Linked DNA regions of Homo sapiens: regions 2 and 3 are each linked to region 1. Evidence: read pairs that join two places in POLR2A ChIA-PET (ENCODE). Cell type or tissue: MCF 10A. All regions are shown on one strand. Region 1 overlaps PRKN (parkin RBR E3 ubiquitin protein ligase). Region 2 overlaps MAP3K4 (mitogen-activated protein kinase kinase kinase 4). Region 3 overlaps MAP3K4 (mitogen-activated protein kinase kinase kinase 4).

Region 1 (2,500 bases):
TTTGGAAAACAGGCTTAAATGGATTTTTAGGATTAGAATAGACTTGTCTAATTATTGGCTACACAGGTGTCACAAATGAGTTTCTCTTAAAGCAGGAAAGATAACACATATGCAGTTCCTTAAGTTATTCTAGCTTCAATGTATATCAATGTGTCTCCTAGGCGCTAATTCGGCTTTTTTTTTTTTTTTTTTTTGACACAGAGTCTTGCTCTGTCGCCCAGGCTGGAGTGCAGTGGCGCGATCTCGGCTCACTGCAAGCTCTGCCTCCCAGGTTCACGTCATTCTCCCATCTCAGCCTCCCAAGTAGGTGGGACTACAGGTGCCTGCCACCACGCCCGGCTAATTTTTTTTTTTTTTTTTTGTATTTTGAGTAGAGATGGGGTTTCATCGTGTTAGCCAGGATGGTTTGATCTGACCTCGTGATCCACCCGCCTCGGCCTCCCAAAGTGCTGGGATTACAGGTGTGAGCCACCGTGCCCAGCCTAATTCAGCTTTTAAAACCTATATAAGTACATTTTGATTTACCAGTGGAGTTTTGTGTGTGTGTGTGTGTTTATAGAGACAGGGTCTCATTATATTGACCAGTCTGGCCTTGAACTCCTAGACTCAAGTGTTCCTCCTGCCTCGGCCTCCCATACTTGTGTTTTTAAAGGAGATTTAAGGCCAATCCAGGCCTTCAGTGGTCTTTTCCATGTGTACAAACTCCCACAGGGTCATATTCCCATCTCTTTAGAGATGATCGTGATGATTACAATAACAAAGTAATAATGGTGGTGATCATAGAAAACACACGGTTAGCATTCAGGGTGCACCTGGCTCTGTGCTAAGCCGTTTGTGTGTTGATCTTACTCACGATGACCCTTGTGAGGTTATTCCTCTTGAGCCACAGATGGACGATCATGCCTTTACCTTTCTGAGGGAATTTTGATTCTCTCTGTCTCTCTCTATATGTATATGAAATATATTTCCTATAATCATATGAAATATATATATGAAACATCTATATATAAGTATATTATAGATGTTTCATATATATATTTATGAAATCGCTATTTTCAGCCATGAAGTATATTAGGAGAGAGACTTGTCCTGTTCCACCCCCACCTCCACCACGCGTGCGTACACACATGCATGCATGCAATTCCTCCTGCCACGGGTGAGCAGTAGACAGGCACAGAATTCTATGCAATTACCTAACAGTTACACTGCCCCGTGAGAGCCACACTTTATTGCACAATCGGGCGGTGATGCTGAATCACAACAAAACCTTCCCCTCCTGGCAACACAATAAGCAGGCATTGCTTTAGAGCTTGATGACTAAGGCGGGAACAGAGGGTAAGTTACCCAGCTCACCATGTTCCTCTTCAGGCGCAAAGGGAGAATCGCCCTCCAGAGGATGAATGGTTCCCAAACCTCCCGCCCCTCGCAACCCCTTAGGGCATTTTTAGGGATTCTAATTTCTGTACCCCGCCACAGACCTACTGAATCCCAATCTCCAGAGTCTGGACACAAGCCTTGGGATCATTTTTAGAATCGCTTTGGTGATCTTGAACCTGTGGGCACCCAGCCACTGCTTGAGATCACTCCAGAAGGATTTAAACATCAGCATTAAGACACTCATGAAGGATGCAAAGCAAAGATGTGCTCCTCCTGGTAGAAATCCCCTCTCGGAAGTGGCAGTCAAAGGTCTAAACCAGTGGCCTGGGCACCGCCCACTCCCGGGGTGTCATAGAGCTGCTTCTCCTGCCCCCCAGGTCCCTGGGGCTGGCAGCAGTGGCAGCAGTCACTGGGTCTGGGACTCCCCTCCCTCCCCGTGGATCCGCTGGGTGAGGATAGGAAGCACAGGAAGAGCTGTGATGCTGAGAAGGGCAGGAACTCCAAGGGCCTTCTTGGTGACCCTTTCCCACATGTTAGGTGCAGTGGGACAGTTGGAGACAATGACAAAGAAAGGGCATGAGCTTTGGCAGCCGTGGCCTCCTGGTGTCCTTCTTGAAAGCACTTTCGGCAGGTTGGGGAAGGGAGAACCGGCCAGGCAGCAGCGATGGCCCAGGGCAGAAGGGCGGGTGGGCAGCTGGGAGTGGAGTTGCAGTGCTGGTGCCAGGGGAAGCAGGCAAGTGGAGGGCAGGTGAGCCACTGCAGTGAGGGGAGGGGGGCTGGGTGGCTTCTCCCACTGTCTTTACCACAAGCTGGGTGCTGGTGGTGGTGGTAGTTGCTTTCGTTGTTGTTGTTTTGAGACAGATTCTTGCCCTGTCGCCTAGTCTGGATTGCAGTGGCACCAGCTCGGCTCGGTGCAATCTCCACCTTCTGGATTCAAGTGATTCTCATGCCTCAACCTCCTGAGTAGCTGGGACTATATGTGTGCGCCACCAGGCCCAGCATATATATATATATATATATATATATCAAGACTGAGGTTGCTATATATATACACAAATATATATACAAATATATATACAAATATATATAAATATATATACAAATATATATAAATATATATAAA
Region 2 (2,500 bases), 270 kb after region 1:
TGTGCCTGCTTTTTTTTTTTTTTTTTTGGAAACGGAGTTTTGCTCTTGTTGCCCAGGCTAGAGTGTGATGGCGCGATCTCAGCCCACCGCAACCTCTGCCTCCTGGGTTCAAGCAATTCTTCTGCCTCAGCCTCCTGAGTAGCCGGGATTACAGGTATGTGCCATCTTGCCTGGCTAATTTTGTATTTTTAGTAGAGATGGGGTTTCTCCATGTTGGTCAGGCTGGTCTTGAACTCCTGACCTCAGGTGATCCTCCTGCCTCGGCCTTCCAAAGTGCTGGGATTACAGGCGTGAACCACCGTGCCCAGCCCTTGGTCTTTAATATGTCAATGTGAACTGTAACTCTCACAAGAGAAACATAATTCCAAGTGGTTCCCAAGTTTACTTGACCACAAAGTACTTGATTTGAAAAATATGGCAAAGACCTGGTATCCGTGGGAACTGCTGATTACATGTGAGCCACTGAAGAAACTGTCTTCCTGTCACCTGGCTCAAGCCTAGGAAAACTCCCCCACTTGAACCCTCAACACACACCTACTCTGTCACCAGGCTTGTCAGTGGTTGCACCAAAGTTGTTTCTTGCTGCCATTACCTCTTTTAAATCCCACATTAGTCCAGTATCGTATTATTTATACTGAATTTCTGCAATGGCATTTTAACCAATCTGCCCACTTTCTCCTCAATTCTGGCTAGCAGACTATACTATCTCAGCGTCTTACTCATCCCCAGCCTCCCACATCCCAAACACACCAGCTGCTCAAGAGCCTCTGGGGCTGCCCACCACCTCTGGGCAAAGCCTTCATTACTTAGGCAGTCACTGATGGCTGTCCATGATCTGATCTCCCCTCACTCTCCAGTTTCTCCTGCATTGGCATCTGCGCCCAGTGGCTCTCCCCTGTAGTCACGAGGCCTCTGGGTGCACACTTCCTTCTATTCCTTGCCTCCTGGCTTGCTGCAGACCTGCCATCCCTTCAAAGGGCCAGCCCAGTCTCCTCCCTCCACAAAATCCTTCCAGACATCTCTAGGCCTTGGAAGACAAATACTCTTCTGGTCAGTCACACAAAGTTCAAAGGGAAGCTGCCATGGAGTGCGCTAGACTTGAGACAAGTGCCTTCTGGTCCTCACCCTCTCATTTACTACCTTGGCCAAATTATTGGGCTGCTTAGAAACTATCATTTATAAAAAGAGAACATCTATTTTGCCTACTGCTCAATATTGTTGAGCAAAAAAAGACATGAAAGCATTTTATAGATCATTAAATACTAGACCAATGATTTTTCTGCTATTTGTTCTTTTGATAATATTAATCACATGCTTCGTAAGTTCTTTCCCTCAATGTCTAATTTATGAATGGTTATTTCACAAATGTTTATTATACTCCTACCATGGACAAAAAATTATGCTAAGTTGCTTTAAGAATATAAAGATGAGTAAAACATATTATAGACCCAAAGGAGCATGTAGTTTGTTACTAGAAATAGGAAATGTACACAAACACAGTACATGATAGAAAGTGATGTCAGAGCTGTGAGATCACAAAATAGTAATGGAGGAGGCCTAATAATTCAGAAGCTAAATCAAGTTTTACCTGAAACTGCTCCCCTTATGTGTAATCGTGTTTTTTTTTTTTTTTTTTTTTTAACTTCAACACTCTTTCTCTCACCTTTACTCTGGCTGATTAGTGTCCGAAGTTCCCAACTTCTTCTTGTGGACCCACTTGAATCTCCTCTTGGATATGCTGGTTCTGCAGGAAGTTATTTTTATACAAATTAAGATTTATGAAATAAATATGCTTATTTGAGAACAACTGAAAGGAAAGGTAATGGTTAAAAGCAACCTGTTTGCCTTTCTGGTTATTAATTTTTAGTGTGTTTGATGTAGGTGTGAGAAACTATCTTTGCAATCAATTCTAAAAATTGCACCAACTAAGAAGTTAATGGGGTTACAGGATTTTAACTACACTCATCTTTTCACGAGTAACAGACAACAGAATACTGTGCAAAAAGTGGATTCCTTAGGGACTTCATTCAAGATGTTAGCTTCAGGAGCCCCAGCCCTACTCCAATGGAAGCAGCAATGTGGTTCCTGAGGGCTGCATTATAAATAAAACTTTCACATACGATCAACAAACACAGTGTCACTTTTGTATTTTTTAAATGAATAAAAGTATTCAACAGTTAAAATATCTAGAATAATAATATTTTTAAAGCAACAAAAGTAGACCTATAAAATGCTAACAGGGCTAAAAAGGCATCTGTATTAAAAGGCCAATGTGCTCAGCAGTAAGTCTTCTCATAAAGCTCTGTGCTTCTTACTCTTCATTCCTTTAGAAAGGACCAAAAAAAGGAATCTTCAAGGAATCCTCATAAAGGCATTAACAACAGAAACTGGTGAACTGAGACAAATGATTAGACTGGTTGTGAATGCAGCTAACACCTTAAAACACTCACCATCTCGCTCCTCCGTGGGGCTTGAGTGACGACTCAGGGACCTAAACTGC
Region 3 (2,500 bases), 280 kb after region 1:
AAGAATGGTAGTGTTGGTATAGAAAGAAATGTGTAATTGAATACTGCTGGCTGGTATGGAATAGCGTATGGCTGACGTTTTAATCTTCCTGTCAGATTTAGAAAGGTTGCTGCGGAGTTCTCTATCTACACACCTCATTTCTGTCCCTCTCATTGTCGTTTTCCTGAATACTGTTAAAACACCTCTTATACCATTTTAAACGACTGCAATTACAAGAGGATCTGTCCACTCAAATCATTATGTTCCAGAAGAAATGCTGTTAACGGCTGTCTTACCAAGGTACAAACCTGTAACAGGACTGTGTGGTTTTCCTATGACATGGCCAATGCATTCATTCATCAAGGCTTGTAAACTCTAGAAACCAAAAGAAAATGGGAAAGGTAAAGAGAAAACATGCATACTTTCTTAATTATGTAAGTAGCACAAATTAATTTTCAGTATATTTTTAAAAACATGCTACCCAAAATATTTTCAGTTAGTTTAAAAGAAAATAGGTATAAACACAAATTGTATGTAATTTAAAATAATACAGTGTATTTCATTTTTATAAGTAAAAGCAAATTAGCTGTCAATTTCCCATAACACAATAACGTGTACAAGCAAAGAACTTTTCATGTAATCGTCTCTACTACTGGGAGAATAAAATAAATGAATTCACACTTTGAGCAATATCATGCTAATCTGATGACACTTATCAGACTAACAGTGATAATATTTAACACGAGCATGATGCTCTCAAAATGATGCACACTGAGGTAAAAGAGCTAATCCTTGTTCTGCCCCAAAGCAGCAGCTATGATGGCAGTAAAAATATAAATCTCACAAATATTTTAGAAGGGCCAGGGTTTACAAACCAGACATTGACTTAGTTGAACACTAATGTTACAAAAAGAAAAAAAATCTTACTCTGCTATGAGGAGTACTTTAATTTCTCAGCATTATCATTACATGATATGCTGAGATTAATATCTCATGAAAAAAACCACTATTACATATAAAACATATACAACCAGAAAATAAGGAGTGACTGGCTTATTTTATAATGAAAAAAACTTTAGAATAATCCATACCAAGAAGTCATCTTCTGGTAAAGCTGAAATAAAGGCAGGTTCAATTGCTTGTAGAAAATCAAATCCTTGAGTCGCCCACCTGGTACACGAAAAAGTTCAGTAATCACATAACAACCAAGAAAACGCTGTAGCAGTTTTAGACTGTACAATACTGAAAAGTAACATAATTATAATTACTATTTAGGACAAGACACTTTTTTTTGCTTGGGTTCAGTAAGTTTACAGCGTGACCTTTTGGAAAGGAGAATAATTTTTTAAAATTTAATTTTGTTTTGAAACCAATGGGAAGCATGGAAGAGGATTTTAGACATGATAGGTGCCATCTGTAATTCAACAATTATTTATTTGTAATTCAACAAGTATTTATGAGTTTTGTAACACAAAGTTCCTACTTTGAATCTCAGATGCAGCAAATGTGTTTTCTCTAACTTGGAGAAATTGCTTAATGACTTTAAGAAAGTGCCCCATGCTATCCCTCCATTACAAATTACAGAACACTCAGCTATTTCTCACACAGTCATGACACTTTAATAACTATGTTTACTTTAGTGGAGCTAGTATTGAGCCTCACAGACGATTCACCCATTTCACCCCTGCAAATTCCAAAATGGTTTCTTAATGAATAAATTTCATGAGGGAGGAAAATACATTAGTCATCAGGAAGACTTGTCAAAGGAGAACATGAGTTCCCTTAAAGGTAACTCAAATTTGGAACAAATTTAAAAAAAAATTTTTTCCCAAGAGTTACGCAGTTTTCTCTACATATTTTTCCATTAAAAAAAACCTGATCACCGAAGAGTTTAGAGTGTTCCCTTCTGTGTCGTCTGCTCAAAAAGAATCCCACAGAACATATATGAACAAATACCACCAAGCCCACATGACACATTTCAGAAACATCCTACTTGGTCATTACCTGGGTCTTGTACCTCTACCACTCTCACATTTAGTCAGGACATAATTCATCCACTTCCGGGCAAAGCTTATATATTTGTCTCCTATCTTCTGTCTAAACTCCCCAGACATCAAACGAACAACTTCTTTATGATACTGTAAGAAGATTTCATGTATATCAACATTAAGGAAATGATCATTAAATAATATCACACACTATAATGCCATGTCTAAAATGTTTTCTAAAAACAAAAAGTGAAATCCAATTAAAATTTCTATATTTTGAATAGTATGAAGAATTATGGAAAGTACAGTGTTTCAAAATGCAGTTTCATAAATGTTTTACTCCTGAGTTTAAATTAAGAATGTGCTTTTATGACATAAAACATCTCTTTAAAGTTTTAAAATGTAAGTAGATGGCTGTTAGCACAAAATAAAAGTTGGACAATTACCTAACAGTTTAAAAGTAAACTAACATCTCTGATATACAGCAGTGATATAAGATGATATTCTTGATTAAGCTATGATTACAATATCAG

Evidence for each region. Peaks named below come from ENCODE experiments on the same cell type or tissue, not always from the same donor. Only the 100,000 strongest peaks of a DNase experiment are listed, where the experiment ranks them.
Region 2: POLR2A ChIA-PET joins it to region 1 with 6 read pairs; 4 of 35 experiments call an interaction of 5 or more read pairs at or near these places.
Region 3: POLR2A ChIA-PET joins it to region 1 with 6 read pairs; 3 of 35 experiments call an interaction of 5 or more read pairs at or near these places.

What each region holds. Positions count from the first base shown.
Region 1 is chr6:161,368,286-161,370,785 of GRCh38, reverse strand. All of the region lies in intron 10 of PRKN (parkin RBR E3 ubiquitin protein ligase), which reads left to right. Among named protein-coding and RNA genes, the nearest start is that of AGPAT4, 95 kb to the right of the region's middle. In MCF 10A, no CTCF peak of the experiment used is centred here; a DNase peak (open chromatin) is centred at 1,265.
Region 2 is chr6:161,101,943-161,104,442 of GRCh38, reverse strand. It overlaps MAP3K4 (mitogen-activated protein kinase kinase kinase 4), which reads right to left. Exons shown (of 27, transcript NM_005922.4): 18 at 2,451-2,500; 19 at 1,664-1,744. Among named protein-coding and RNA genes, the nearest start is that of AGPAT4-IT1, 59 kb to the left of the region's middle. In MCF 10A, no CTCF peak of the experiment used is centred here; no DNase peak of the experiment used is centred here.
Region 3 is chr6:161,091,627-161,094,126 of GRCh38, reverse strand. It overlaps MAP3K4 (mitogen-activated protein kinase kinase kinase 4), which reads right to left. Exons shown (of 27, transcript NM_005922.4): 13 at 1,984-2,117; 14 at 1,071-1,149; 15 at 276-354. Among named protein-coding and RNA genes, the nearest start is that of AGPAT4-IT1, 69 kb to the left of the region's middle. In MCF 10A, no CTCF peak of the experiment used is centred here; no DNase peak of the experiment used is centred here.